Linked DNA regions of Homo sapiens: region 2 is linked to region 1. The links are chromatin loops, found by intact Hi-C in ENCODE. Cell type or tissue: PC-3. All regions are shown on one strand.

Region 1 (8,000 bases):
GAAGTTAGGCTATATCAGGGAAGAATCTATAAATTCTGTATGGTCTATACCACATGTGGTATAGTCAGTTTCAGTTAGGAGGAGAGGGATGCCAGCTGGCTTCCCAGCCAGGCTGCCTTAGTGGGGCAGAATGGAAGGTCTGGGTCCTCAGTTTCATAAGTTTACTCAGAGTTGATCAAGCCCTAAGAGACTGGCATTGTTTGAATTTGCAAGAGCCCCAAGCTGGTAAACCAGAGTTTCATAAATTTATGCTGAAAAATGAGTGCCAGAATCCTCAAGCTTGCTGATAAGCTCATATTCTCGTTCAGGGGATAGTCTACTTGGTGTAAGCCAAATTATTTATTAGGTGATTCTTTGATGGGTAAAAAGAAAAAAATAAAGTGGATGTTTATAATGCCTCATGTTACAGAGCTGTAGAAGCCACAGCTACTTGCACTCCAAAGCTCGTGCTTTGTTTATGACATCAATATTTATCAGTAGAAGAACTAGCAGGCTTTTCAAAGACCAATGCAATTTTCTTGATTATTATTCTTTTTTTAGGTTCTTTCTTCTCTATTTTGAATAATCAAGGTGATTGTGTGTATTAAAGAGAGATTAGTTGGTTGATTTTCCTCTGCACATTTCTCCTTAAGAACGATGGGGTCATATAAAATCATTACTTGATAGGCCCTGGTGAAATGCGATGGGAAAATCAGAAGCATGCAGTGTCCCCACCCTTCACACCTCCACTTCACCTCTTCTTTCCCTTACCACCACTCTCCACTCAACTGTAGTATAGTATCAAAAACAAAGGGACAGTCAAGTGTTAAAATGTAGCCTTACTCAATTGATTGCAACCTTGTCTGATTGCCACGAAAGGTAATCCTTTCTTTGATGGTTGAAAAAAGAACACTAAGGAAAGTCACGTAACCAGCCTAAGATTTCTTCCACAGCAAGTTTGAGACTAAAACATGAGCAAAAAAAATTAATGGACTTGTATCTTAGTCTCCTTGGCTGCCATATGAAAAGATTTATTCTAGCTGGCTTTTAAAACTATTTTCTAAAGACAAAGGAAAAACCCTCTAAGCTGCATTCTGTGTAACATATGTTTCTGGTTTGTTTCTTAGTTGGTTTGTATGTGTTTTAGCAAGGACACTACAGAAGTGTCACAGTTCCTTAGAGAACACACTTCTATATCAGCTTTACATGTTCTCCATTGCTAAATTCAAGGAACAGGATTAAGATAACTTATTTGGACATGGTACATCTATACAGTGGAATATTTTGCAGGCATAAAAGGAGTGTAGTACTGATACATGGTGTAACATGAAGGAACCTTGAAAACATGCTAAATTTAAAAAGCCAGCCACAACAGCTACGTATCATATACTTGGACTTGTATATGAAATGTCCAGAATCAGCAAATCTATGGACACGGAATGTAGATCAGTGGTTACCTAGGGCTGGGACTGGGAGGACGGTAGGGTCCCAGGGTGATAGCTAAAGGGTAGAGGGCTGCTTTTTGGGGTGATAAAATATTCTAAAGTTGATTATGGGGATGACTGCACAACTCTGTGAATATACTAAAAAGCATTGGACTGTATACTTCAATGATATGTGGATTATATCTCAATAAAGCTGTTATTGTAAGAAAAAAGATATCTTATTTGGTTATCACTTTCCCTATAATCCTTGACATTTGTCGCTTTAAGTAGACAAAGGGAATACCTATTTATTTCTCTTCATTTAGGGCCACATATAATTAATTTTGAAATTATTTTCTCCAAATATGAATAGCTTAATGGTTTTCTTTATTATTTAGAGTAATATTACACTCACTATAAAACAGGCTCTTAATAATGGTTTTTTTCATAATAATGAAAATGTTGCATATATAGTGATATTGCCCCTATTAATTCTTTGTCTTCAGAATCATGCACTCATTAACCCTGGAGGGTGTGTAGAGAAAACCATGAGGCTCACAGAGATGTAGTGTCCTGGAAAGGGAGAGGGGCAGAGCAGATGCTTTGCATATGTGGTTTCACTCACTGTCCCAGCAGTCCCATAAAAGCACTGTCATATTTCCCTTGTAGAGGTGAGAACATTGAAGCTCAGGAAAGTTAAGCAGCTTGTCCAGGATCATTCAGAAAGTGAGTGGAGAGATGCAATTGGAACTCACCACCCCTGGTTGCAGAGCCCATCCGGTTCCACCATTCTCTGACTCTGGGAGTAGAAATAGTGGCCTGTGAGCCAGAAAATTTGGCTTCCATACCTACAACCCTCAGCAGTTATTCGTGGAAATTTGGGAAAATCCCTGGTTCTGGCATCGTCATCTCTAAACTTAGGGGCCTGGCCAAGATGACCTCTCAGATCTGTGGGCTCTGTGTGTGTAACAGTTTTTTTTTTTTTTTTTTTTTTTTTTTGTTTAACTCACTGAGAAGAACATGTCCTAATTGAACAACTTGATGCCCCAATTGAATAATCCTTTTTTATGATTATAATATGCATGGCTAGGGAAATATACCTCTCTCCACAGGGGTGGCCAAGTCCACCTTAAAAGAAATAAAAAGCCATCCCGCATAAAAAAAAATCATGGGCCTTATCTGTGCTTACAGTACCCACCAACCCTGAGATCAGCACAGTCCCTCCTTAGACATGAGTCCTGAGGACAGCTGGGCCAAAAGTGTCGGGTTATTCCTAACTCTTCATTGTTAATATTTTCTTAATCCCTTTTCATAGGGACCGAATGCTGATGTTTGAAGAACTTTCAGATATCTTCTCAGACCATAATAACCATTTGACCAGCCGAGAACTACTGATGAAGGTGAGGCTCTTAGTGAGGCTGCTGTGTAGTGCTGTTAATAGCTCTGGAATCCATTCAAGGAAGAGTAGTGTGAGGGCTCCTTAAGTTCCTTCAACTCCAAAGAAAGCCTAAAGTAACTAGAAGGCAAAAAATTTTTTTAAATGCAGAATCTAAGAAACTTGGGGCTGAGAAAATTCTAAGTCCAGTTGAGCTCTCTCTTTCTACCTCCCTTAGCTTGCCTGTTATGCAAGCAGATTGTGAAACTTGAGTTCATATGTGTATGTACCTCCTTAACAAGCTACTCTGCAAATACCAAGTGCTGGCAGTTAGGTGGGTGAGAGGCCCTGGAATATTCCTTCTCAGCAAAACATCTAGAATGACAGAGGCCAAGCCTGCCTGCAATTCCACATCCTTTATTTGGACTAAATTGCACAATCTGTCAGTCAGCAGTATTTATTGAACACCAAGTAAGTGCTGACTTCTGAATGACACACTAGGTAAAGATATAGCTTAGTTCATTTTATGTCTCCAGACATTTGTTGAATGCCTAATATTTGTAAAGCTTTGAACCTGCTTCTAGAAATATGAAGGTGACTAACACAAACACTGTTTCCTGGAGTTTACCATCTAATTGGGGTATATAGACACTAAACAACAAGAATAAATAGTCAAATAAAGACAACTAACAGGTTGTGAACAACCATCAGAGGGGAACTAGCATAGACCAAATATTATCCTCATAGTCTTTCTATAAAGTAGATTTTATCATCATCATTTTGTAGATAGCCAAGACTCAGAGAGGGTAATAACCTGCCCTAAGGCATACAACCAATAGGTGGTAGAGCTAAAATATGAATGTAATGTGGTGAGACTCTAAAACCTGTGCTTTTATCACCAAGACATAAAGCTATTTCTTCTGACCTTTTTGGAGTAAGGTGCAGGATGGATCAGATCCAGCTTCATAGAGAAGGTAAATTAGTAGTTCAGTAAATATTGGTTGAGCACCCACTAGGTATTGGGGATAAAACCATATTAAAGGCAGTGTTTGATCTTAAGGGGATTACAGTCTCATGTGGGAGGTAAAACATTTATAAAATAGTGTGATAGGTCCTACCATAGGGGAAAGTCCTGAACTGGGCAATCAAAAGTTGTGATTCTTATCCTTAATCTCCTTTTCTATAAATGGGAGCCAATCAAAGTATTTGGTCTGTTGACTTCATAGAATTGTTTTGAAGATTCACTATGGTAAAATACTTGAAAGTGCTATGCAAATGTAAGTTATTTTTTGTATTTGGTGAGCTATATTCATGTAAAACCAAAGTATGCATAACAAATGAAAATAAATAGAGAATAAGCTGCATATTTGAGCTTAGGGAAGATACTTGGAGTAGGAGTGAAAATCAGGTAGAGGTGGGGTTAGTAAGAAAAGGCATCCAGGTGCTAACCCTTAGGTTAGTCGATCCTATAAGGGCATTTGTTAAGGTCTTCATGACTGTTCCTGTCCTATGTCCTACTTATCCTTCATGTCTCAGTGTAGACTCCTCCTTTTCTGGAAGCCTTCCTTCATTCTCAGGTCTGTGCTCCAGGAGAAGCTGTCATTTCTCTGTCCTGGCACTTATCACTTGCTCTGTTGCAACTGCCTGTCTCTCTACTGGTCTGTAGGCCTCTTGCAGGCAGGGGCTGTATGTATCTTTTCACTTTGTATCCCTAATGCCCAACCAGTGCCTGGCATGCAGTAAGTGTTCAGAAGCTATTGTTTGGCTGCATGAATTGATGGGTCTTATCATTCACATGACTTTTTAACAATATGCCCACTATTAGCCCTTCTTGGAGTAGGTGATATGAGAAGGGCAGTATGTGCTGATGTCTGACTTTGGATTTGGACTACCTGATTAACTGCACACTAAACAATCATTACTGAGATCGTGTTACTCCCTGCTTCACATGCCCCTGGCTTTGCATACTTTAAATGGAAACCCATCTGGCTGGAAGGAGATGGCTTAGTGGTCTCCCTGTCAGCAGTACGAAGCTAGACTAACTGGAGCCACACATTCAAATCCAAACAGTCCTGAGTCTTCCTTCCAAAGTAGATAAATTGAATACTGTGCAGCTCATTGCCTGGTAGCAGCCTTCTGGCTGAAGGCTTAGAAGTGAAGCTGTATCTAGACATTAAAGATCCCATAAACCTTTCTTAAATGCAGAAGTTACCCCCCGTACTCTAAATTAAATTTCTTATAGATATGACTCAAATTCCAAAGAAATGGAAAACTTGGCTGTGAATTCATGTGGTCTGTGCATTATCATTAATGATAGTGAAATGCTTTGGGCAGTCCATGTATATCTGTAGGTCCTTTTCCAGTCATTTTTGTTAATCATTCTTCATATGAAGTGTCTAATTCTGAGTGTAAATTGTCAGCACATTTTTTTTTTAAATGGAATCACAAGGTACTTAGTTTCTCAAAAGAGTCACTAGGAAAAACTACCGGCCTCTGTTTCTAGTGTTACTCCTGGTTTTATACGGATTTATGGTTGGGTAACAATATAATAGTTTCATTTTATTTTATTTTTTGTAGATATGTAGTCTCATTATTTTTCTCAGGCTGGTCTCAAATTCTTGGACTCTTAGTTTTAAATGACCTAACTTCTCTTCTTCTGGGAAGATGTAACGTGCCACTTATATAATATGGCCCAGGCAACATGATTATTAGCAAAAATCTGTGGTTTTCCTTTTAATTGTTTTTAAAAATGTTTCATTTCCTCTCAAAGACTATCTTAAACCTGCTATGTCCTTGTGATTTCTGAAACCTGGGTAATTCTAAGCAGGTGAATTATAGTCTGGAAATTTCAAGACATCAGGGAAGAAAGCAGAATGCCAGCAAATCTTGGTTCTCATGATTCTTGGTAAGAATTTTTTCGGTTGACTTTATATAAAGGACTGCTAGAAAGCCCCAGAAATTCAACCCTGATGGAGACGTATGTTCAGTGACACTCCAAAACATGCTAAACTCAAAGTTAGAGCAAGAGTCTGTTACAACTGTGACAGTTCTGAGCTATAATTGCTGGTAGCTACTGAGCTTAAGTTAACCAACATTTATGGAGATGGATCCAGAGTCCAGTAGACAAGTTCCATCTAGACCTAGTAGAAGAGGGCCCTCTGAAGCCCAAGAACAGCATGGATGAGGGTAGCTGAACTCTGCTAAAGATGGTTATAAAGAAAAGGTGAGACTTAAGCAAGCCATTTGCACTAAGAGACGGAGAGGGAAGAGAAGGGCAGAGGGGGAGATAAAAGGAGAGAGAGAGGGAGAAGGAGATTGATGGAGGAAGAGGGAGATTTGGCATTTATCCAAACATAGGTGATGATTAAAATCATGAGATTGGATAGTATTTCCAAAGACATGAGTACAGCAGAAAACAAGAGGATAACTTTGACAAAAAGAAGAATCACTAAGAGAATATGAGAACAGCAGAGGAGGCAGGGGGAGAGAATGAGTGATACAGTCACAAAAACCTATGAAAACTTTCAAGAAGGTTCAAGGGATTGGTGTTGTGCGACATTGCAGAGTAGGAGATTTGGGGCTGAGGAAGGAAAAACTGAAACTGCTGGATGTGGCAGGTAAGTGGATTTTCAGTTGACACCTCATTTGGAATAATAGGGACTCGTCGGTCTTTTTAGATCTCTAGCAGGGATGGAATCTCATTCTCATGAAATCATAAAGTCATGGAATCAACAAGTCTTGTAGCTCCCCATCTCAGGCGTTTCTCTCTCCTATCTAATGAGGAGGTTGTCTTAAGTGCTCTTTTGAGATCCCTTTCACCTCTGTTATTCTGTGATTCTTAGGAGCCTTTGAACTTTTCAGAAATTCTCTTTAGGAATTTTAGCCATGTCTACAATAACTTATGATACATTATTCCTCTGCCCATAACTGACATACTGGAGGGAGACCAGAAGGACCTACACACCGGAAAGAGGTGGGCACTCTTATTCAAGTCAGACATAATTGATTTCTCACTCTAAGCAAATTCTCAAGAATTTCGGAGGACTCACAACTATCTAGCACAGGAAAGGCGCATATTAGGCTGCTTTCTTTTTTTTAGAGGTGGGGTCTCACTATGTTGCTCAAGTTGGACTTGAACTCCTGGGCTCAAGCGACCCTCCTGCCTCAGCCTTCTGAGTAGCTAGGATTACAGGCGCATGCCGCCATGTCCAGTATAGGCTATTTTCATTCATCCCTGTGAAAAACTATGAATGGGAGATCATTAAATAGTGGCTCTCTTTATTATCATTTGTGATGGGAAGAACTTAAATAGGTAATGAGTCACTGTGGGTTCTGTCCCAGTAGTGTACCTGGGACCTGAGTTAAGGCTGAGAGATGGAACATGTTGATGCTCTATCACTATCAGCAAGGCCAAGCCACTGAAAAAAACCCTTTTGTGGTTGTACAGTAGTGGAAGGTCACGTGCTATGGTAATACATAAATCTCAGGAAAAGTGACTAAGGAAAAACTAGTGTAGAAGTTATATACTACTGAATTGTGCAATTTACCCCCCCATTCATGCAGTTCCTGGAAAATGAGAACTTAACAAGACCCCAAAACCGCAAAAGCACTTAATGTTCAGTCAGCAAACTCATGATTACTCATTATATAGAAGAGTTTGTTGTTACAATAGACAGGAGGAGAGAAAGGGTAGCCATGTGTCCTCAGGCACCAGGAGGAAGGATTGATTTGTAAGAGTTCCAAACCTGAGAGGCAATTTAGAAGAACTGACTGGGGGCTGGGGATGTGTGAAAGTTCGACTTTTATGGATTGGTCATGTAGTACAATATTGGACTTCCTCAGAAAACTTCCGGTGCAAAAGTTTCATTTAGCTAAGAAATGCTACAGAAGTAGTCCCTTTCTTTCACAGAATGCTGGCACATCCATTTCAGGCCAAGATCGAGAAATCACAAAATGTACTGAGGAAGTCGATCTTTGTTTTCAGGATATCTGATTACTTTGAGTTTAATTTGGGATCTGTAAAAATGTCTTCATTTATGAGAATTGCCTGGCTTGTATTGATGATTGCTTTCATAACCAAATCAGGTGATCTTCTTACAAAGTAAGGGGAAGGCCAGGTGTGGTGGCTGGCTCATGCCTGTAATCCCAGCACTTGGGGAAGCTGAGGCAGGTGGATGATCTGAGATCAGGAGTTCAAGACCAGCCTGGCCAACATGGCGAAA
Region 2 (8,000 bases), 71 kb before region 1:
CTTATCACTGTGTCACTGCTTATGGCATTGCATTTACCTGCCCTGCTTTTCTGTTCACTGGTTGACTGATGAATCCTACTTAACCCTTTAAGTTGCAGCTCAAATGTTATCTTTACTCTTCTACTTTTCCCAACCTCTCTTCTGGATTAAGGATCCTTTTATCTGAGTTTCCTTAGCACTTTACCAAAAGCTGTATTACAGCACTTATCACACTATTAAAAAAAATGTTTCTCTTTGCCCTATTCGTTTCAGTGTTTCATGAAAGGGCGGGGGCCATATTTAATTAATCATCATATTCCCGTAACCTGGGACAGTGTTTGAGACATAGTTAGTACTTAGTGAGCATCTTATAAATTGTTTGGCCTTATCTTTATTATAGAACGTGTATCTTTAGTGACTTTTTTTTGGTATTTGGTAATATTGTAAGTTCCATTTTTTGAAGCAAAAGGAAAACATTGAAGCAGCTAAATTTAGCTTATATTTTATACTCCAACTACTGATAACAATAAAAAAAAGAAAGTGATGCTTTTGCCTCATCTTTGTCATCATTACTTGACCTACACATTTCATGATTGTATGAAAAGTGGCCTAGGTATGACAGTAACCTTTATAGATGGGATGACTTGGAATTTAGAGTTAATCCATATACTTCTTAGTGACATATAGGTTTGAGTCATGGGTCAAGGATAGACCTCTGGGAACTCAGTTTCTGCTTTGAATTCTGAAGTTATTCTACTTAGGATTTTCATGTATCTTATTATATCTGGTATCTGAGGCCTATAATTGGCTTCAAACTTGCATTGACCCACTGTCAAGCCAATAAGGCTTTGCCCTACATAACACATTTTTATGAAGGGATCTGACACATCTCCATGAACATAGTAATGAAGGTTATGCCCATAATGATGAGGCCTGTTACTCTGAGATTTATGTTGCAGGCTTGTCCTGTAGTGTACTTTGTGTGGTGCACCTTTCTTACCGGAACTCACAGGCAAAAGGAGACTTAATAAGTGACATAAATTACATAATATTTTGGGTATACTTTTACATTTTCATTAGTACAACTCAATTCCCTTGCTCTCTGGCCCTCCGACACTTTTCTTTATTCTGTGGTTTTACATTCTTAAGTTTGAAATTTTCACTTTAGGCAAAATGTAAAGTTTATGCAAGAGGTTTTCAGAATTCTAGAATTTCAGAATTCTGTTTTTAGGTGCTTTCATTTACATTGTCCCAAATGTAATTGGCTCCATTAAAATTAAGTGTTCTGATGGCTTCTGAACCTTCCTGCATGCTTCCTTGCCTTTTTCTTTGCATCGGTGTTCAATGGCATAAATGTTTGCTTTAGAAAAGAAGGATGGACTTTTTTTTAAAGCAATGCCATTCTTAAAAGAGTGTTGAAGCAACATTATACTTTTTTTTTTTTTTTTAAGAGACAGGGTCTTGTTCTGTCGCCCAGTCTGGAGTACAGTGGTGTGATCATAGTTCACTGCAGCTTTGAACTGCTGGTCTCAAAGGGTTCTCCTGCCTCAGCCTCCCGAGGGGCTGAGACTGCAGGTGCACACCACCATGCCTGGCTAATTTTTAAATTTTTTGTAGAGATGGGGGGTCTCGCTATGTTGCCCAAGCTTGTCTTGAACTCCTAGCCTCAAGCGATCCTCCCACCTTGGGCCCCTAAAGTGCTGGGATTACAGGCGTGAGCCACCATGACTAGCCCATTTTGTTTTGTTTCGTTTTGATTTAAAGAAGAAGAAAATCATCTATAATTCTGCCATGATAACACAGTTCTTTTCACTTTTACTTATTATCTTCCAATTTTTGTTCACAGGCACACATTTTAACATAGTTGCAATCATGCTATCTATTCCGTTTGTGATAGGCAGGAAATATTTTTCAGAACAAATTAGAAAGGTTACTTTCTAATTTGAATCGTTTGTGATATTTGTTATGTTTCTGATGCCACAGACAAAAGAATGTATTTGGACTTGGTGTTTGAGGAGTTTTAAGGTGATAATGCTTATTTATTGGTTAATGAGCCTCATTTCTGTTTTTTACCCCCACGAAATCTCCCATCCTGTATCAGGGGTGTGGGGCTTGCATGAGGACCCTGATAGCACCATATGAGATGAGGGCATGTGACAAACGTGCAGTGGAATTCAGCTGGAGTGGATGGTGCTCTTTCCTTCTGCTTCTAGACATCATTGCCACTCTCTTGCTCTGGAGGATGTGGGTCCAGAACTCTCTAGGCCTGTGCTGTTCAATATGGTAACAACTAGCCATATGTGCCTATTGAGCACTTGAAATATAGCCAGTCCTAATTGAAATGTTCTGTACCTGTAAAATCCGCACCAGAGTTTGAAAAAATAATGTAAAATATCTCAGTAATTTCCTATAGTGATCACATGTTAAAATGGTAATACTGTGGGTAAAATGGGTTAAATAAAATGTATCGTTAAAATTAATTTTATGGCTGGGCGCGGTGGCTCATGCCTGTAATCCCAGCACTTTGGGATTACATACACCAGGCTGAGGCTGGTGGATCACCTGAAGTCAGGAGTTTGAGACCAGCCTGGCCAACATGGTGAAACCCCGTCTCTACTAAAACTACAAAAATTAGCTGGGCGTGGTGGTGGGCGCCTGTAATCCCAGCTACTCGGGAGGCTGAGGCATGAGAATTGCTTGTACCCAAGAGGCAGAGGTTGCAGTGAGCTGAGATTGCGCCACTGCAGTCCAGCCTGGGCGACAAGAGCGAAACTCCGTCTAAAATAATAATAATAATAATAATAATACTTGTACCTGTTTCTTTTCAATGTTTTTAATTTGGCAACTAAAAAATTTTAAATTGCCTATGGCTAGCATTATATTTCTACTAGACAATGTTGCTCTCAGGCCTTACTTTTCAAAATGCAGCTTGTGGTTTATTTGTGGGTTCTGAAGTCAGTTAGGTGGGCTAAAAATCAATATTTTAAAATCAGAACAGAATGGAATAGAAAATATTAGAATGTCATTATTGTAAAACTTTTTGTTTAAAGTATGCATGTGTGGACTGGATCCCATGTAAAATGTATTTTTTCTTTTTACTATGAATCATGGCTAAAAAGTTTGAAGATTAGTAATCTGGGGTGGCCTGACTTAATCTGAAGCATTACCAGGAGGCCTGGTCTGCTCTGTAAGAGGGCAGGTTGGTACCAGGAACACTTTATAGATTTTAGGTCTGGTTGGTAAAAGCTATTCTGGGACTCTTCAACTAGACCAGACCCTGCAGGAAAGTAAACCTGAACATTAGTGCTCATCCTAAAAGCAGTGGCCACTCAGGAGACTTCCAGAGTGAAGGGTGAACTAAGGATAGCTTACTGAAAGCTGGACCTGTGTGCTCAACCCTAAAGTGTCCCTGGAGTCCAAGAATGACTTTTGTCTGGTTACTTGCTTCTCGGAGACTTTTTCAAAATGGTCTCATGAGTGGTGATACTTTCTAAGAAGCAGGATGATTTCCTAATGACCTTAGAGCCAAGATGAATTGGACAGGGTTCCTTGTGACCCTCAGGTCCTCCCTGCATCATATCCTGTTGAAATCAGAAGAGACTGTATTCTAATCTAGAAGCATGTCTGTCTTCTTCCTGCCTGACAGAAAACATGTCCTTACAGTACAAAAGATGTAGGGGTGGTCACCAGAGCTGTACTTTTGGCTGGGTTCTAAATAAATGACACTGTAAGCCACAGAGAGAAGGGAGAAAAGGCTCCAAAAATGAAGTTTATGGGGTTACATGGGCCTTGTATTTATTCTGACAGTTGTAAAAATTCTTTTGGGCTGACCCATTTTTCTTTTCTTAATTAAAAAAAAAATATCTGGCAGGCAAGAGGAAGAAATGTAAACCATGTGACTAATGCTTCAGCTTTTTCTCCTGGAGCCAGATTCTTTAAAAATTATACCTTAGACATGTTTGACTTTTTAAAAACAATTGCCCACAAAAGCCACCAAACATTTTTTTTCTGAAACTTGTAGACTTAGATAGCATTCATTTTCAGGAAGGAATCCAAAAGTACAATATTTAGGAGTTATTGAACCAAAATCTCCTTTGGAGATTTTGCCCTGGTGAATTAGATTACCCTAGGAATTGGCAGAGGAACAGGCGGCCTTTTGCCTCTACTTTGCTTGAGTATTTCCAGTCCTGTTGGTAGCCACCCAAAATGTTTGAGGGAGTTAGACTAAAAGATCGTCAAGGTCCTTTGTAGACGAAAAGTACTATGACTCCAGTGACGGAATGACATGGCAGTCAGGAGTTATGTTTATGTTGACCTCTTGTTTTATACTTATTGCAAACAATTTGTTTGTTTACTCACTCACTCAAATTTGAGCACTTACTATGTGCCAAATGTTGGCCTTTGTAGGAAAATCATAGGATTTTAGAGCACTTATCATAGTAGATTTGAGGGCTTCAAAGTCAAGTTCCAATCTCCCTTTCTGGGGTGATTTCCTATGTCTCACTTTTGCAACTCCACACTTCAGCTAACTGGGCTATTTTCCTGTTTTAGGGTCTTTTCTCTTGCTGTTGCCAGGGTCTAAAATGTCCTCCTTTCCTTAATGCCAGACATCTTTAAATCGCCAGACATCACTCAAATTCTAGCTCAAATGTTACTTCTGTGAGTCCTCTCTGGTTTCTCAAAAGGTAGTAAGTGATTCTTCTCTCAAGCCAAAGCACTTTGTACTTCTTTTTTTTAACACCACACATAATCTTCTTAGAATGAACTGTATGAAATCACCAGTTTTATAAGTTAAAAATGGTTAAATATTGGCAGCTTCATACAGTTCCAGCTAATATTAACTGTGTTATTGTATGGAACTTAAATTAGGCCTCTATAAATATATTGCCCCCAAGACTTATAGCCAGAAATATTCTTTTGTCTTTTCTTCAAAAATATGAGTTATTATTAAACTAAGTTTCATTAAACCTGTGCTTGCAAGTTTCATTTAAAAAATTAAATATAGAAAATATTTATTTTTAATTTTATTAGTCTTAGCTAATCATCTAAAATTTTGATTCAGTAAACCAATGTATTAGCTATAACTTTCAGTGTAGTTTAATAAGGTTCTGTATAATTATCTACTTTATTTGTTAAAATGATTTATTCAACATGGCTAAACATAAAGCTCTGTGATATATTGCTGGAGACATTCCCCACTCCCAGCAATACTCGCCAGTTAACATTTTTTTCACCATTCAGTATTCCGTGACATCTGATTTGGATACATATCTAGGCAACTCTACAATTATTCAACTTACGGAGTTCCACTGTAGCTATAGAGATCTCAGGAGAGAGTTGGTGGGATAGTTATTTGAAGTCAATGAATATCATGTCTGTAGCATTCCATGTTACCTGTATAGAATCAGAGAAGGATGGAAAGTTAGTTTGATATGATTTTTTTTCTTTTAATTTAGAGACAGGGTCTTGCTCTGTCACACAAGCTGGAGTGCAGTATGGTCATAGCTTACTGCAGCCTCAAACTTCTGGGCTCAAGAGATCCTCCTGTCTCAGCCTCCTGGATGGCTAGGACTACAGGCCTATGCAATCCCCCATGGCTAATTCTTTTAATTTTTTTTTAGAGATGGGCCTTGCTATGTTACCCAGGCTCATCTCGAACTCCTGGGCTTAAGTGATCCTCCTGCTTTGGCCTCTCAAGGTGTTGGGATTATGGGCATGAGCCACTATACCTGGCTGATTTTATTTTTCTCGGTGATTTTATGTTAGTTCCTAGTGATCGTTGCTTACAAACCAAATCTGGGATTTTGGGAACATTTGTTGGCAGAACTACCCATCCGTTGTTTTCAGTCTACCTTAATTGCTGCCTAAAAATTGGTATACCTTCTTGTACACCCTTTAGACACCACTGTGATTCTAATTTCTGTGAAGATTCCGCTCATCACATCTGCTTCTCCTTTTAGTGTCCTTCCAGGTTATTTATCCGGCCCTGGAGACATGAAATCACTTGAAGGGCTAAGTGCTTTCTTACTATCACCTTCTCTATCTTGGGCTTTAGTTTCCTCTTCACCATGCTGGTCCTACCCTTTCCAGTTTGAAGATCATTTTCCTTGATAGGGAGGATAGAAGCAAAAGAGGAGTGAAGTAGTTCTGCTTTTTCTTTGTTATCAGTTAACATTACCCCACCTATCAGCAACCACTGCCTTCCTATTTTTGCTCCTAGAATAGCTGAAAAAAGTCCTTTTACTTGACCTTAACAATTTTGACAAGGCTCAGTTCATTATACTATTCACTTTCATGTTACTGTGTTTTATAAATATGTGTTATCCTAAGTATATGTATAGCTTTAATTATGGGACCTGCTTTCTATCTTTTATAATTTGGAAAACATGTACAACCACCTTGATCTCTTTAGGTGCTTTCTTTCATTGCATATTTTAAATATTTGTCTCACCTTTCTTGAAGCCTCTTGCCTGTTAAAGAAGGTTTATATAATAATGCTTTCCTAATGTTTGGGATACATGTCTGACACCTGTACAAGAAATGTAATCACCCTCCGCCAAGGTTTCTATATATCCTGCAGCAACCATTTTTCATAACTGAGCATAATTATGTCTGGACTAATAGTTATTTTTATTTCCTCCTATCAGTAGAGTAGATAAAAACCTAGAAGAAAGCATTGATAGCTATTGGTGAGTGCTTATATACTGAGAGGGAGGAGTCAAAGATAATTCCAAGACTTTTGGTGTATTTGAACAAAGAGAACAGTGGTATCATTAGTAGAAACAGGGATTCTGTGAAGAACTTCTTTGTGGTGCTGGTGGGAGGGTAGTGATATAGTTATTTGAATTTTAGACATATCATGCTGGAAGGGTTTCTGGATTAGAAGAGATTTGGGATTAGAGGAGTACATTTGGGTATCATTTACACATCAGTGATACTTTAAGCAGTAAGAATGAATGATATAGAGAAAATGGAAAATAAAAGAGTATTGCAGGCCAAGTGTGAGTAATGTCATGTTCAGGGGACCAAAAGGTAGAGACCGGTTAGCCTAGGAGTCAGAAAAGCATAGCTAGGGAGGTAGCAGCAGTAACAGGCTAATTCATTGGCACAGACTTTAGGGGAGGCCAAAGTTTTAAATACATAAGACTGTGTACTCTAAAAACAAGTAACATCCTGTCACTTTTGGTCATTTCAGCTTTCCAAAGCATATTTTAAAACTGAACATTAATGAAAAGCTTCTCTGAGTAACCCAAATAGCTCTCATCCCATAGGAAAGGCCAGGAGGTTATCATTCTTAATGCATATCATATCAATTCTGAATGCATAACAAAGTTGGTTGTTTATATAAAGTCATAATGAAGTTCCTTGTTCCAGTTGAGTAGAAGTAGCAAATCTGAAGAAAGTGGGGCTTTTAGAAGCAGACACACTCATAGCAACAAAAACTGACAATCCCAGTGGAAGCCTATGTTCAAATGTCACCTTCTTGGTAAGGCCTTGTCTAATCACTCATATAAATTGCAACCATGAAGGCCAGACGCAGAGGCCCACACCTGTAATCCTAGCACTTTGGGAGGCTGAGGTGGGAGGATTGCTTGAGCCCAGGAGTATGAGACCAGCCTGGGCAAAATACTGAGACCCTGTTTCTATTTTTAAAATCAATCAATCAATCAATCAATCAATCGCAACTCTCCCCATCTCTGTCTCTCTCTTTTTTTTTTTGAGACGGAGTCTCACTCTGTTGCCCAGGCTGGAGTGCAGTGGTGCGATCTTGGCTCACCGCAAGCTCCGCCTCCCTGGTTCATGCCATTCTCCTGCCTCAGCCTCCTGAGTAGCTGGGACTACAGGCGCCCACCACCACACCCAGCTAAGTTTTTGTATTTTTAGTAGAGACGGACTTTCAGCATGTTAGCCAAGATGGCCCTGTCTCTATTTTTTAAATAAACAAATCTCAACTCCCCCTAACCCTGCAACTCCCTATCCTCCATTTCAGCTTTACTTCCTCCTTAACACCACTGTCTAAT

Evidence for each region. A loop is a pair of places that touch in the nucleus more often than their neighbours do. Peaks named below come from ENCODE experiments on the same cell type or tissue, not always from the same donor. Only the 100,000 strongest peaks of a DNase experiment are listed, where the experiment ranks them.
Region 2: a loop joins it to region 1, with 7 times the contacts of the local background. A loop is called at or near these places in 11 of 110 quality-filtered maps.

The regions. Positions count from the first base shown.
Region 1 is chr1:183,889,359-183,897,358 of GRCh38, forward strand. It overlaps RGL1 (ral guanine nucleotide dissociation stimulator like 1), which reads left to right. Exons shown (of 18, transcript NM_001297671.3): 9 at 2,719-2,803. Among named protein-coding and RNA genes, the nearest start is that of RGL1, 88 kb to the left of the region's middle. In PC-3, no CTCF peak of the experiment used is centred here; DNase peaks (open chromatin) are centred at 3,233 and 7,343; H3K4me3 peaks cover 514 bases; H3K27ac peaks cover 3,531 bases.
Region 2 is chr1:183,818,374-183,826,373 of GRCh38, forward strand. The region is part of intron 2 of RGL1 (ral guanine nucleotide dissociation stimulator like 1); the gene reads left to right. Among named protein-coding and RNA genes, the nearest start is that of RGL1, 17 kb to the left of the region's middle. In PC-3, no CTCF peak of the experiment used is centred here; no DNase peak of the experiment used is centred here; H3K27ac peaks cover 1,528 bases.